Linked DNA regions of Homo sapiens: all the other regions are linked to region 1. The links are chromatin loops, found by intact Hi-C in ENCODE. Cell type or tissue: B cell. All regions are shown on one strand.

Region 1 (5,000 bases):
TTTCTTCCCACTTGTTCAGCGGCACCGGAGTGGCAGAGCAAATTTAATCGAAGAACCAGCTCCTGGGAGAGTCTTCCGAGACTCTCCCCTTCCTCCTAATGCTGTTATCTCCCCTTCCTTGTGTTGGGGAAGCATAAAAATCACAAAAAAGTCATTCTGAGTATATTCTTCCCGATAATTATTGTCAGGCTCAGAGATAAGTGCCCTACGTGATGTAACGTGTGTTAGGCAGACCCCCGAATGCAAATCCTGCTTCGGTGGCCGCCAGACAATGCTCTCCCCCACATCGCTGGGGCCTCCGCATTTTGCCACAGACAAGAGAGCGCTTTGATTTTTTGTGTTTTGATAAGGCGCAATCTGGGGGCCTTTATCTCCACTGTTATATTTAAAGATGACATTCTGGCCCTGCCGTCTTACCTATTGTTTTGACCCTGATTATCTCCGAATGTTGTTGTTTAGTCAACCACCAGCCTCTATCTTCTCAGCATTCACCAGCTTAATGAAAGGCCTGCTCCCAATTTAAGGAAAATTATTTAAATGCAGAGTATCCTATACACCATGGTTTCCAAAAGAACTAGGTGGTTAATCAAAAGTTAATTGTATAATTCTCATGCAGATTAGGGCCTCTCGCAAATGAATCCCAGGTTGTGATTATTAAAAAAAAAAGGGAGAGTGTGGAGCAATGCACAGAGGCCCACAGTCTGGTAAACAATCAGCCCCGGTTTAATTTGTGGTAAACAAAGTGATGATACACTAGGGGTCTCCAAAGGAGAAAAAAAGGTGAAAATAAATTAAAGCACAACATACAGATATGATCTTTTTGTTTGAGGCCATCTTTCAAAAACATTAGCTAAATGAATAAAAGGCAACCCATTAATATTTACCGGAAGCCGGGAACTGTACAAAGACCCGCAAGTCCATAATTATACTGCAATTTTAGGTGGGGGCCTGGGCAGCAGGTGGCCACTCTCCTCCACCACAGTGGCTTCCACTGCTGCCCCCTCCGCGGAAAGTGAGATAATGTCCACGTCCCTCCTCGAGGTCTAGGGGCAGCACACCTGACTACCTTGCTTTGTCTTCCAAGTGAATGTCAAACCTGCCCTGCCTGGGGGATGGTTGGTGGTGAATAGTCTGCATCCGATCAGAAATTGGCAGCCAGTCCCCACTGCAGGCTCCTAGAAGAGGTGGGGGGTGTTTGCAGGGGGCGAAGATCTGCTGGAATGTGGAGAAAGAAGGGGCCTGAGAAGCTTCTTCCTTGGTCCTCATGGAGCATGGAGCCAAGGCTCTGCCTAGCAGGGGTGACCGCAGCCTCGCCCGCATTTCTAGCAGAATGAACACAGTTCCAACGGCCTCCACCCCTAGGGAAGACACGAGTCTGATCATCTCTCTGTTGAGTTACGTGGGGTGGGGACAAGTCTCTGGACAGGTAGAACCACCAGCCTCTGGGCAATGGGAAGCGTTCCGGGCCCTGCATCCTTCTCCTCAGGTGCTTTCATATAGCAGGGATTCCATGACAGAATCCTGGGACAGGTTGGAAGTATTTTTGCCAAGATAAGTTGTGGAAATCAGCTGTGGGGCTGCACATTCTGGCAGCTCTCCTGACATGCTGCATTAATGCGTAAGTTTCCTTGCTCCCAGATTCCAGGCTGAATTTTAAAAGAATGAAATAAGTCTTCCCACTCTCCAACCGAACAACTCTGTCCCTGCTTGGAGGAAACAACACTGAAGACCGTGAATAGAGAGAAGGGTCACTCTGGCTAGCTCATTCTGTGACCCTCCCAGGAAGGGCTCCTAGTCTGCCCCATCCACCCACCGCCCGGTGGGGCCAATCCCAGAGCCGTCACTCCCAAGGCAGCAGCCTTCCATTCCTCTTATTTCCACCACTGCACGGAAAGGAGGCCAAGATCTAACCAATTCCTGGGAAGCTGCGCTGGTGTCTCCACAGCCGACACACAGCCTCCTTCTCAGGCAGTGGCTGCGTTTTCTTTCCCCGTTTGTTGTGCCTGTCTCCTGGGGCACCATAACTAAGTCCCACAAACTGGGTGGCTTAAAACAGAAATTCATTGTCTCACAGCTTAGGAGATAGAAGTCCAAAACCAAGGCGTCAGCAGGGCCTTGCTTCCTCTGAGGCCTCTAGGAGAGGACGCTTCCTGCCTCTTCCAGCTCCTGGTGGCACCAGGAGCTCCCTGTCTTGTGGCCACACGACTCCAGTCTCTTCCTCCACCGTCACACAGCGTTCTCCCTGTGTGTCTCTGTGTCTTTGCAGGGCTGTCTTTTTATCAGGGCACCAGCCATTGGGTTAAGGACCCAGGGACCCACTCTACTCCCGTATGACCTCATCGTAACTAATTAAATTTGCAAACAACCTGCTCAAAACAAGGTCCCGTTCTGAGGTGCTGGCTTAGGACTCGGACATATCTTTAGAGGGGTGGGAGGGGAGATGCAATTCAACCCACAGCAAAGCAGTGGGGCTCTGGCTTGAATGCAGCCTCTGTCATGAGCGACCTGATTCCACCTCGCACCCTCCACTGATGTGAGCCATCTCTCCCTGGATGCTAGTTACAGCCTCAAAGAACGCCCCTTGGGGCTGCAGACAGAACTCCGCCCTCATGGAAGAAGCTGCCGGCAAGTGCTGGGCAGAGGGACTAGCTGGGAGGAAATGAAAGCAATTCCTCCAAGATGCTGTCCTCGGGGAGCAGCCTGGCCACCCTGCCTGAAATTGCTGCCGCTGACACCTGCAAGCAAGAAGCTCCTCCGGCCGGGGCTGGCTCCGCCCACTTCTCAGGCCCCGCTGGGCCTCCCGCGGCCGCAGACGCGCGCCCTCTGGCGGCCCCGTCTGGACGCACACGGCCTTGTCCATAGCCCGGGCTAGATGAACTCCCAGCCCCGCCGGCTGGTGACACAGGTGGCACCTCTGCCATCGTGGAAAACCTGCAAACTGACTTTTCAAACTAGCCACCCCGTCCCTCTCAGGCAATACCAAACAGCTGGTAATTCATGCAGAGCAAACTACCACGTCTTAATAACGGAGAAGAGCCCCGGCTCCTAAACGGGACTGTGGAAGGCCGACTCCCTGGGCCGCAGCAGCAGAATTTTATTTCTCAGGACTTTCATGGGCTCTCAATCAGGCCACCGCAGCCACCTCATACATCTTAATAAACCTTACATCAGAGAGAAAGCTTTGAAACGAAATTGTCCAGTAATACGCACTTTCCAATCGAAACACATGGGAGTCTTTAAATATTTACCGCACATAAATAAAGCATGCTATGTAGCTGGCGCTTCTTAGCACCTACGCATGCCACGTATCAATGGACGCTGGATGTCAATATTGATGTATAAATAATAATATTAAGCACAGAAATACACCGCGCCGGGAGAGGTCTAATCGCACTGTCCCCTGGAAATAAACGTTTCTCAGGGCTGTTTCTGAAGGTGGGATATTTGTCTCCCTCCTCACTTGACCCTGAGGGGATGGAGGGCAAGGTGGAGAATGCCCTGAGCAGACACCGGTGCACCGCAGTGCACAGCCAGGGGTGCCACTCCTCCACCTCCGGAGAGACCGGGCGAGGCATCCGCAACCGCGTCAGAGCCTGGCAGCGGCCTGGCAGCATCCCCTGCCCTGGGCCTCGCTAAGGTTCCATGAGGGGTGCGTGGAGCTGGAGAAGAAAGGTGCGAATTCTGCGCTTCCCCGAGGTAGCCCCGGGCGAGCAGGGGGCCAGCTCCAGAGCCTCGGGCCACTGCGCCATTCCTCCCCCTGCGGGAGCTGCTGCTCCAAGGCTGTCCCTGCTGCTCCCGGGGGAAAGGGCAGGGCCGCCGCGGTGGGCGCTGAGCAGGTGGGCTCCAGTCGCCCCTGACTCCCAGGCTGCGCTCCCTGCCAGGCCCGGAGGATGCGCCCGGGGGAGGCGCCCTGGAGGCCGCGCGGGCACCGGAAGCCTGGGGGTGGGCCCCACCCGCGGACAGGTCCTGCTCTTCAGGCTGAGAGTGTGGGCATCACCCGCGAAGACGCCCCGTGGGACAGCAGGGGCGCTGTTCACCCCACCTGTGGGATCGCAGCGGGGGTTGGAGGGAAGGGGGCGTCAGAGATCCCCGGGGCCCCAGGGGTGCCCGGGGCCCCGCGGGAACGCGCAACGCGGCGGGGCGGAGGTGGGGCGTGGCCGGGACAGGCAGGGGCCGCAGGAACTCGCCCCTTCCTCAGCAGTTTAGCCCGCGGAGAAGCGGCACCGCGCCCCCCACTGACGAGGAAACGGGGGCGCCTAAAGGCCCCGGGGTGCTCGCAGAGAAGCGCAGCGCTCCGCTCCCCGGGCCGCGCGGCCCAACCTCCGGAGGGACTGCCCGGGACGTGGACGTGGAGTCTCGCGGCCGCCCCTGGCCCGCGGCCACCCTCCCTGTGTGCTTGAGAAACGGAACCCAGAGGCCTGGCCCGCTCTAGTGGGAGCAGAGACGCCACCCGCGGGCGAGCGGAAGCCTCCCGTGTCCGTGTCCCCGTCCCCTCCCCGTCCCCGTCCCGTCCCCTCCCCGTCCCCGTCCCGTCCCCGCCCCGCCCGGGAAGGCGCGCTCGCCCTCTGGCGGCCGGCCCTGGAAGGGACGCCGTCCGCGGCCGGACTCCACTCCCGTCCATCAAACCAACAAGGTCAAATGCAATCTATTTGTAAAGGCCGCCTCTGATTACTGTGGCAACTGGAGACATCACTGAACCCAAAGTGTGATTAAGCTGCTCCTTGTTCCATATTAATTTGGGAAGGAAAACAGCTTCATTCTCGCTTTTCCACACTCCCTCCTCTGTGCAGGGCATGCCCTCGCTGGCGGGGCTTCCAAGCCCAGGCTCTCCTCCCACGCGGGCCCTGCGGGCTTCCGCAGGCAGCACGGGACAGGGCCGCAGACTCTCAGGCAGCCTGTGGTATGATGAACTGGTCTGCAAGCAAAGAGCCCACCTCCTCAATATTCGTGGGCACTTCCCTTTGAGGGAAGGTCCTGGGGCCGGGCTGCAGTTTCAGGCC
Region 2 (5,000 bases), 63 kb after region 1:
GTGAGGATCAGGGATCAGGGATCAGGCTGGCTTCAGGCCTCTTGACAACAAAACCAGGAGCCAAAAAACAAGGGACTGAAGCCTCCGAAATTCTAAAGGAAAATCAAGAACAGAGCAGGTGTAAAGTAGAATAATAGCATTTTCCGACAAGCAGGTTTTTTGTTTGTTTGTTTGTTTGTTTGTTTTTAGGAGGAGTTTCACTCTTGTTGCCCAGGCTGGAGTATAATGGCGTGATCTCGACTCACTGCAATCTCCACCTAATAGGTTCAAGCAATTCTCCTGCCTCAGCCTCCTGAGTTGCTGGGATCACAGGCGCCCACTACCATGACCAGCTAATTTTTTGTATTTTTAGTAGAGACAGGGTCTCGCCATATTGGCCAGGCTGGTCTCAAACTCCCAACCTCAGGTGATCCGCCTGCCTCAGCCTCCCAAAGTGCTGGGATTACAGGCGTGAGCCACCGCACCCGGCCCAGACACGCATGTTCTTTAAACTCCTTCCCATGCACTGCTTCTTAGGAGATGGCCAGTGGGGGTGCTCAATAGCAAACCAAGAAAGAAGAACATTTCTCAGGAATGCAGGCCCTCTAGGGTCAAGCACCAGGAAGAGAAGAGAATCCCAGGGCAATGGTCGGGAGAAGCCAGGCCCCATGAGGCACAGGCTCTGGGAAGTAAAGGGTGCAGGCCGGATGCCCCGTCAGAAGCTCTGGGAGAGGCTTCCTCAAGTAGACATCTGGAAGGTCAAGACAAATGACTCTGTGATGAATGCATAAAACTGAGCAACGGGAAAAAAAAATTAAAGAAAATTGACTCCAGGAAAAAAAAATAAATGTTCAATCAAGTAAATGGTAACCATCATTTACTACATGGCTTAGCTTCAAACAGCATTTACATAGCTGTAATAATGTACACTGTTGTAGTCAAAATCACAATATAAGTACATGAGAAGCATGCATGGATAGGAAAGGCATGAGTGGGGGTTGCGGGCGGTGACAGGGAAGAACCCGGTGTGCTTTATCATCTCCCCAGTGGGAAGGGTGCTCAACCATGAGACAGCAAGAAGGACTGCACCAACACAGAATCCGTCGCTGCACCGCTGGTTAGCTAAAAGGATCCAAAGCAGTTGCCTCCTGGGAAAGGAATAACAGCAGGTGGGCCGAACAGGGTTGCTCTGAGTTACGGGGGTGTGTGATTTGTAACAAGCCTTCTAAACCTATTTTGTTTTTTAAATCAGGTGTAAGTACAGCTTTGATTTTAAAAGAAAACAAAAGTTAAACTGTTGCTCCATGAACTCTTAGTTGGGTAACCACCAGCAAGGGGATCTTTATGATACTGATTATAGACGTCTAGGAAGGAATGTTCCTTAGTTTTTAGTTTTTTGTGTTTTGGTGGGGGAGAACTTTTAAGTTCAGGGGTACAAGCACAGGTTTGCTATATAGGGAAATTTGTGTCATGGGAGTTCCATCTCCGAGGGGTGGTGGCGGAGCTCCCTAGGCGGCTGTGGACAGCGGGCGCCCCCCGGGACGCGCAGGGCCACGCGCTCGAGGCCCCTCCGTGCGCCCCGCAGGCTACGTGCCCCTGGACAACTCCAGCTGCCCGGTTCATCCTTTTCAGCACGCTGCCTGAGATCAAACGGACCAGAGATGAATGCCTAAAACACAGAGTGGCTGATTGGGCAGATATGTCTTAAGTTTCCAAATTAATAAATATATCGTTGTAGGCTAAAGTTTCCAAATAATAACAATACTAACAATAGTAAGCTAATAGAAAGGAATGGCTCAACAGGGTAACGCCGGCCCACTGGCGTCCAGAAACAGTTGAAAGGCGTTTGTCCCACAACGTTTGGTAAGCGAACGCTGCACCGCGCACTCGCTGGTTCTGGGCTCCCAGGTGACCGCTGTTTCCGTTCCCACCAATCCCGTCCCGCTGCGCCTCGCCTGTGTCCGCTGCGAGTGGGATTCGCCATTCCCAGACTCCAGGTAGCCAGGAACGCGCCGCGCGGGCCGCGTCCCCATCCCCTCGGGCCCGCGCATCCTTGGGAAACGGCCTCGGGAGCGCGCTGTGGGGGGTGCAGGGTGGAGTCCCTTCCCCTCCCCCTTCCGAGGACGCAAGGGCGCGGGGGCCCTGATCCGCCGCCAGGTGGCGCTACGGGCCCAGCCACCGCGCTCCAGGGCCGCGTGGGCTCCGCTCCTGTGACCGACGTGCGGGGGCGCTGCGGGGCGCCGGCTGGTGTCGCGGGCCGGGGACACAGGCTGGGGGCGCTGCAGGTGGGGCGGGCTGGGGGCGCTGCGGGGGGCGCTGCGGGGGGCGCTGCGAGGAGGCGGGCTGGGGGCACTGCGGAGGGGGCGCTGCGGAGGGGGCACTGCGGGAACCCGGGCAGGGGGCGCGGGCTGGGGTGCGGGCGGGAACGCGGGCTGTGGGCGCTTCGGAGGGGGCGCTTCGGAAGGGGCGCTGCGGGGACGCGGGCTGGGGCCGCTGCGGAGGGGCCGCTGCGCAGGGGGCGCGGGCGCCCGAGCCTCCTCTGTGGGCTCCGTCGGCGGCAGCTGACGGTGGAGTCTGGGCCTGCGAAGGTGACCTGATCCTTTGCTCTTTCAAGAGAAGCCAGAAAGCTAGATTTTTGTTTGAAATGTTGGCAATTGATGTACTTTAAATGTTAAGGGAAGTTCCTTTTCTGAGAGGGGTCGGACGGCTGTCACCGGACGCGGGGTCGTCCTGACTGTGCGGGAAGCCGGCGGCGGGTGACACTACAATGCTGAGGCCGCCCAGAGCCAGAGGCCTTGAAGCTGTCGGGACCCAGGAACTCCCCAGGACGGGGTCCCCAGACGTAGGGCGCGCCCCGGCACCAGGGCCTGGCACCTCTCCCTGCCAGCTCCACCCCTGTCACGGAACCCCATGCCCGCCACGACTGACTTCCTAATGTTCTTCATGGCTGAAACACTTAATTGTAAAACCTTGTTCTCGTGCAAAATTTTAACCATACACAGAAGTAGAAAGAATCACAAACTGGCCGGGCGTGGTGGCTCATGCCTGTAATTCAGCACTTTGGAAGGCGGAGGCGGGCGGTTTACTTGAGGTGGAAAGTTCGAGACCAGCCAACATGGTGAAACCCTGTCTCTACTAAAAATACAAAAATTAGCTGGGCGTGGTGGCACGGTCCTGCAATCACAGCTACTGGGGAGGCAGAGGCAGGAGAATCCTTGAACCCAGGAGGCGGAGGTTGCCGTGAGCCGAGATCGCGTCACTGCACTCCAGCCTGGGCCACAGAGAGAGACTCCATCTCAAAAAAAGAAAAGAAAATACACAAACCCCGTGTACCCATCACCTAGCTTCAGAGATTGATGTTCATAGCTAGGTGTCACCTATTAATCCCCACCCCCAGGACACTTAACCACACTGTACCCCACCCCTGTGGGGTTATTTTGGAGCAAATGTGAGAAATCATCTCTCTTTCTCCATAAATATTCCAGGGTGTGTCACTAACAGTTAAAGACTCTTTTTAATATAACAATGCCATTGCCACACTAATAATAAAATCATCACACCAAAAAGTATTTCCTGGATGCCATCAAATTTCAATGTTCAAATTTCTCCAACTGCTTCATAAAAGTGTAGTTAAGAGTTGTAACAGTTGATTTTTCCAATTCAGGTCCCAATAAGCCCCATGAATTGTATCTGGTTGGTTTGTTTTTTTTTTTTTTTTTTTTTGAGACGGAGTCTCGCTCTGTCGCCCAGGCCGTACTGCGGACTGCAGTGGCGCAATCTCGGCTCACTGCAAGCTCCGCTTCCCGGGTTCACGCCATTCTCCTGCCTCAGCCTCCCGAGTAGCTGGGACTACAGGCGCCCGCCACCGCGCCCGGCTAATTTTTTGTATTTTTAGTAGAGACGGGGTTTCACCTTGTTAGCCAGGATGGTCTCGATCTCCTGACCTCATGATCCACCCGCCTCGGCCTCCCAAAGTGCTGGGATTACAGGCGTGAGCCACCGCGCCCGGCCCGGTTGGTTTTTAAAGTTTCTTTAATTAAGGTAAAAAATGTATGCATAGTAAAATGAACAGACCTTAAGTGTAGAGTTCTGAGAGTTTTGGCAAATGTGAACCACCTGTGTGATCCACACATCAATCAAAATATGAAAGTTTCTATTACCTCTGAAAATTCCCTCCCCTCTCCCCATGAACCCAGCCCAGAGGAAACCGCTGATCTGGTTTCCATTATCATAGAATACTTTTGCTGTTTTGGAAATTCACATAAATAAAATTAAACAATATATTGTTTTATCTGCCACATTTCTTTCACCCCATATAATGTTTTTGAGATTCATCCACAGCGTTGCACATACCAATATTATGTGTATGTTCATTCCTTTGTAGTATTTCACCATCTGAATATAATGCAATTTATATTGTAATTTATTCTGTTAGGAAATATCCTGTTGATGGCTATTTGGATTGTTCCCAAGTTTTGGATGTAGTGAGTAAAGTTGCTTATCCAAGTCTCTTGTGGCAACATGCCTTCGTTTTCTCTTCAGCAAATTCCTCATAGTGGAATTGCTGGATCATAGGGAAGAAGTCTATTTAACTTTGTAAGAAACTGCCCAGAGTTTTCACAGCACAGTTTTACCATTAATGTTCCCACCAGCCAAGTATGAGAGTTCCACTGTCCCCACCTCCTCCCCGTTTGCTCTTTGCCATCTATTTTGTCTGAGCCATCAAGGTGGGTGTGACTTTTCTAATTGTGGGTTTAAATGGCATTTCCCTGATGTGATGGGAATGAGTTCCGTTTTTATTTCTCTGAAAGTGCCTTTATTTCACCCTTATTTTAACAAGACATGTTCTTTGGTGCATTTTCACGCTGTTGATAAAGACATACCCGAGACTCAGTAATTTATAAAGAAAAAGAGGTTTAATGGACTCAGTTCCACATGGCTGGAGGCCTCACAATCATGGCAGAAGGCGGAAGGCAAAAGGCACTCTTGCATGGCAGCAGGCAAGAGAGAATTGAGAACTA
Region 3 (5,000 bases), 150 kb after region 1:
CATGTGTGAATGTGTGCATGTGTGCACGTGTGCGTGTGTGAATGTGTGTGGATGTATGTGTGTGCACATGTGTGAATGTGCATGTGTGCATCTGTGCGTGTGTGGGTGCGTGTGTGTGCACATGTATGCATGTGCATGAATGTGTGTGCGTGTGTGCATGTGTGTGCATGTGAATGTGTGTGGGTGTATGTGTGTGCACATGTGTGAATGTGTGCATGTGTGCATGTGAGTGGGGTGTGTGTGCACATGTGTGTGTGAACGTGCATGCATTGTACGGTTGTGTGCGTGTGTGTGCATGTGTGTGCCTGTGTGTGGGTGTACGTGTGCATGTGCATGCATGTGTGTGGGAGTATGTGCATGTGCGTGCCTGTGTGTGGGTAGGTGTACGTGTGTGTGCCTGTGTGTGGGTGTGTGTGCATGTGTATGCCTGTGTGTGGGTGTATGTGCATGTGTGCATGTGTGTGCCTGTGTGTGGGAGTATGTGTGTGCGTGTGCATGTGAGTGCCTGTGTGCGCCTGTGTGCACATTTCTGGGAGAGATGCCAGCAGGGGATAGGATAAGAATAATCAGCTCATCCTTTTCCTTTTTTGCTGTGGCTTCTTGGAACCTCAGACACTTATTTTGTGACCTAATTATGCCAATGACTGTATCTTTAAATCCTGACAAAATGGTCTTCTGTCTTTTCTCTATGGTTTTAAACTTTCTTCTATATCTTGATTTCATCTGCTTTGCATACACATATTTTTACTGATCTCTCTCTTAAACCTTTTGGGGTGGTGGAACTAGCAGAACCCAAGTGTGGAAAATAACGAGGAGGTTTCAGACAGAATTCGGAAAGTGTTAGAAAAAAACCCCACCTCCCAGTCAGTGTGTGAAATGTCACTGTGCTACTGAGGGAGGACCTCACCCCCAGGCCCCTCCAATGACTGGTCTTCCTCCTGGAGAGGCCCAGAGGAGTCACTAGGAATTAGGAGCCCCCAGCACTGCCTGCAGACCCTTGTGCACCGGCCTCTGGTGTCTTGGCCCTCTTGCATGTCTGCCTATCACAGCCTGGCCACTGCACCCTCTCAGCCAGGGCTGCGACAGTGCCGGGCTGGGAGCAAAGCACTTCATAAATGCAGAAGGATGTTAACTCTGGGCATGATGCTCTCTGAAAATGATCTTTCTGGAAGGGCAGCAACTAGAGATGCTTACTGGCTGTATGCAGAACTTCCGGATGGTGTAGTCGACCAAAACCACGCAGTCCTCCACGCACACCCGGATGTTTCCATAGGTCCAGCAGCCTTGGTCGGGCCAGTACTGATGGCACTTTTCCTGCACGGAACAATTTAATAGAAGCAAATAGATCTGTGGGTGCAATGCATCATGACATCCCCCCACCCAACTACAGAAGGCCTCACACACACCAGCTGGAGTCACACAGCTCCCACAGCTGAGAAACAAGTTCACGTGTGTCGACCTCTTGAATGGGGAAACTGAGGCTGCGTAACTGGTGAACAGCAGCCTTGAAACTATGACTAGGATGCCCCAAGGCTTTCTGATGTAGACAGCAACAATGTCTCATTTCTTCATTCATTCACGAATCCCATACATTTTATTAACTGACCATCAACCAGTTATGCTGAGCCTGTAGCCTTCAGAGCTGGGCACCTAACTCCAAGTGACCCTCAGGCTAGAGGGCAAGGACGGTGCTCCCCCCAGACATTTCCCACTGGATTCAGCAATTTGTGTTTTTCCTGCTCAGTTCACTAAGGACAAAGTTAATTTGCACCACTGCCAGTCTGCCATTCAAGAGTGATGAACCTATGATTGGTCTAACGATCTTCATTTTTCTCTAGCAGGGACGAGGCTGCCGTGGAGTCTGCAGAAGAGGGTGCATTGCTACAGACAGGCCCATTTCTTTACCTTCCCGACCTCTGAAGCAAGAATGACCCAAAATACACGTTCCAGGAGCCCTTTCATTTTGCAGCACCGCCCGCAGCACCTGCCCGGTGGTGTCCTCCATCACTTCGCGAGTGAATGAGGACCCACCTCAAGGGGGAAAAGATCTACTTCATCTGCCAGAGAAACATGTCTGGAATGGAACAAGCCTGCCAGTAGTCAGAGAGTATATCCAGGGAATGGCCCCTGAGCAGCACAGCTCGTGGTCAAGCCTCCAGGATTAACAGTCTTATGAAACAAACAGCATCTGGTATTTAGTAGAGAGCAGCATCATTGTGTTATGACGGCTACCGACAACTTCCCCCTCCTTACACCTGGCTCCGGGCGGGGCTGCGGGGCTGTGGGTCACAGGCCATCTCTGATGCAGCCCAGGGGAATTGCAAATGCCTACATGTCCCGGTTTGGGTGAGTCTTGGCCCTATGGGGAGCCCTGGGGTCCCTCCTGAGCTTCTCACCTTGAAGGCTCTCCAGTAGGAACTGAGAACATGTGTCAGCCTCTCAAGGGCTCAGTGTTGGTGGCTGGTTTTATACCCCCTCCCTCTGCCTCCCTCCCACCCGATCATGAGATGCCAGGGCAGCTGTGTTTTGCAATGCAGAGCCCAGGATGTGGAAGCCAAGGAAACCACAACAGAAGTGTGAGCAATTAAGAAAAAGGGAACTCTATTGAGAAATGATTTCATCTGAATTGGTGAGAATGAGGACGCGGCAGCAGCCCAGCACTGAGTCACAGGAGTGGAAAAATCCAGTAGGAGGTTGTGGGGGAAGATGGAGAGAAAATGCCAGTGACACTTTCAGCAGAATGACTGAAAGAGGGAAGTGAGGGCGTCCTTGAGCCCCACTGCTTCTGTGCTGGTCTCATGCTTGGAGCACCAACCCCAGGAAGACTGGTCCCTATGGGCCATGGGTCACGGGGGACCCTGAGGCTCCTGATGAAGGGTCAGCCTCCTTTTCCCTCGCGTGGGTGTCCTCCTCCATGGCCGCTACAGCGCAGGCAGAGTGAAGAGTCCTGGGCTGGGAATCCCCTACTTCCCTCTGTCACTCTTCCCTCTTCCCCATGACAAAGCATGACAAGGGCAAGATTTGCAAGGGCAAAGGGGTGGCCCTCCACAGTCCTGTTTCAGCTCCCCCCAGAGCAGAATGAAAGCCTCCATCCTATTCCTGACCAGAAACGGTGGCTGGAGGCTGCTTCCTGTGTTTTGGGTGGCAATTAGTAAGCTGGCACTGCGGGGACCAGAGCACCTCCCAGCCTGCCCTTCCTGTGGGCTCCTGCCACCCATCTTCTGCCCCAGCTGAGCTCCCCAAGGCCTGGTACTCCCATCTAAAAATGGCAGCCCTTCCCCACAGTCCTCGCTACAATGCCTGGGAACTGCTGGGGCCAGGCCAGCAGATGACTGAGGAGCTCAGGACACAGCAGGCCCTGAGCAGGGCCGGGCAGGACACACGGCTCCCACTGAACCGGGCCTTCATGCCAGAACACGCCAGAAGCACAGCCTCCTAACTTCGCCCCACCTGTGGTAAGTGTCCCTCAGGCTCCCAGTTCTTCTTTCATTCTGGAGAGTGAGCTCACTGCCTATGGCATGGCTCCCTGCCTGTCACTCAACCCCACCCCCGCACCCAGGCTCCCCACAGCCACCACTTCTCAGCCCTGAATTTGAGCCCCTACTCCTTGCACCTGGGACAGAGCTGGCCCAGCACAGCAGATGCTAATGAGTACTTGTTACATTAGGAAACGAATCAGTTCAACTTTTCTTCTTTGTCAATGATTCAAATTCTTATAACGTACATGCATCCTTTTTTGAATTAGAAACAGCTAATTAAATATATTCGGATGACAAATCAACATTTCTTCAATATACCAACGTTTTCCAAAAGCATTTCTCTAGTCTGGATAATAAGCGCGAAATCATGTTCATTTCTAGCCTGAGCTCTGCCGCATGACACGCTCAACATCCTAAAACTCTAAGATTCATGTCTCTCATCAGGCAGGCAGAGCCATGGGGCCAGCCGGGGGCCACTCTTACTTGGGAAAAAAAGGAAACTCTTGTGTCATTGTGTTATCACAGATTAGATAACAGTGAGATGCTGGGGACACAGGGGATTTGTTTCGTGAAGAAAATGCTGTAAGCCACTGCATGTGTTTGGGTTTTTTTCTGCAGTGATAGTGGGAGGAAGGGAGGGAAGTAGGAAAAGGAAGTGGTAAGAACATCCCCAGCCCGGCAGCAGCAGCTGAAAGGAAGTGATACCGGGGCCAGATGCCTGGAACTCACCTCTTTCCTTTCTTTCAAGTTTGTTAACATGACGATGGTCGCAGACTTTTGCTCCCAGACCATTCTCCAGAAGTCGTTAACCGTTTCCTGTTTGGGACCTGTGTGTAGAGGACAATTTCGAAGTCAAAAGGCATGAAGGGAAGTCCCTTTGGGGTCCCAGCCCCGGCACCCTGGCCGTTGGCCCCTGGACAGCTGTTCACTCCCTTCTCAGGCTTGTTGGGGACACACACGTCATGCCCTGAAGCGTTCCGGAACCGGTAGGGGCTGCCTGTCCTGCCACTCACCCACTCCAGCTAGGAACTCCTCAGTGGGCAAGATAATTGGGCCCAGGTTGAGTTATGACGTTCACAGGTAAGAAGCAGGGTTCAGATGAGGGCTGGGTCTACAGCCAAGTGTGGGAGAGCTGGTGAAAGCCTTGCGAGAGGCAGAGACTGGCCAGCCTCACCCTGCATTCCCAATCCCCTCCTCTTTGTCAAAATCTTACTCTCAGCATGGTGCTGTCCAATACGATATGAGCTAAAGTCCCTCGGGAGGGGGATGTGAACAACAGACAAAGTGTCACTAGGAGAAAGTCCTCTGCCCCTATCCACTTCCTGTCTGAGCTGCGGCTATTTTGCAGTCCCGAGCTAAGTGCTACGTGCTGAGGGGGATGGGCGGGGAGATAAGGAAGCCCCTGGCCCTGCTGCTGTCCTGCCGTGGGCTAGCTCCCTGTGGGTGTCTGCTGGCAAGAGAGAAACACATGCTTTCATCTGCTTCAGCCAGGATCGTCAGGTTTCCTGAGGTTTCCAGCTG

What was found. Hi-C counts contacts between places; a loop is a spot of excess contacts. Peaks named below come from ENCODE experiments on the same cell type or tissue, not always from the same donor. Only the 100,000 strongest peaks of a DNase experiment are listed, where the experiment ranks them.
Region 2: it touches region 1 in a loop (4-fold over the local background); 9 of 110 quality-filtered maps call a loop at or near these places.
Region 3: a loop joins it to region 1, with 6 times the contacts of the local background. A loop is called at or near these places in 10 of 110 quality-filtered maps.

What each region holds. Positions count from the first base shown.
Region 1 is chr10:128,209,911-128,214,910 of GRCh38, reverse strand. No RefSeq gene overlaps it. Among named protein-coding and RNA genes, the nearest start is that of LINC01163, 74 kb to the left of the region's middle. RefSeq lists silencers at 2,744-2,893, 4,223-4,382, 4,473-4,662 and an enhancer at 4,862-5,000. In B cell, CTCF peaks have their summits at 2,616, 2,828 (motif pointing left), 4,398, 4,602 (motif pointing left) and 1 weaker place; DNase peaks (open chromatin) are centred at 2,790, 4,140 and 4,290; H3K4me3 peaks cover 1,099 bases; H3K27ac peaks cover 736 bases.
Region 2 is chr10:128,147,301-128,152,300 of GRCh38, reverse strand. No RefSeq gene overlaps it. Among named protein-coding and RNA genes, the nearest start is that of MKI67, 23 kb to the right of the region's middle. RefSeq lists a silencer at 1,862-2,301. In B cell, CTCF peaks have their summits at 1,879 and 2,087 (motif pointing right); DNase peaks (open chromatin) are centred at 2,130 and 4,970; H3K4me3 peaks cover 501 bases; H3K27ac peaks cover 317 bases; H3K27me3 peaks cover 478 bases.
Region 3 is chr10:128,062,389-128,067,388 of GRCh38, reverse strand. PTPRE (protein tyrosine phosphatase receptor type E) reads right to left here. Exons shown (of 21, transcript NM_006504.6): 10 at 4,209-4,306; 11 at 1,195-1,314. AS-PTPRE (lncRNA antisense to PTPRE protein-coding gene) reads left to right here and starts at 4,964. Exons shown (of 3, transcript NR_136150.1): 1 at 4,964-5,000. RefSeq lists enhancers at 3,283-3,881, 4,221-4,430, 4,841-4,890, 4,222-5,000. In B cell, no CTCF peak of the experiment used is centred here; DNase peaks (open chromatin) are centred at 2,428, 3,548, 4,168, 4,788 and 1 weaker place; H3K4me3 peaks cover 2,937 bases; H3K27ac peaks cover 3,431 bases.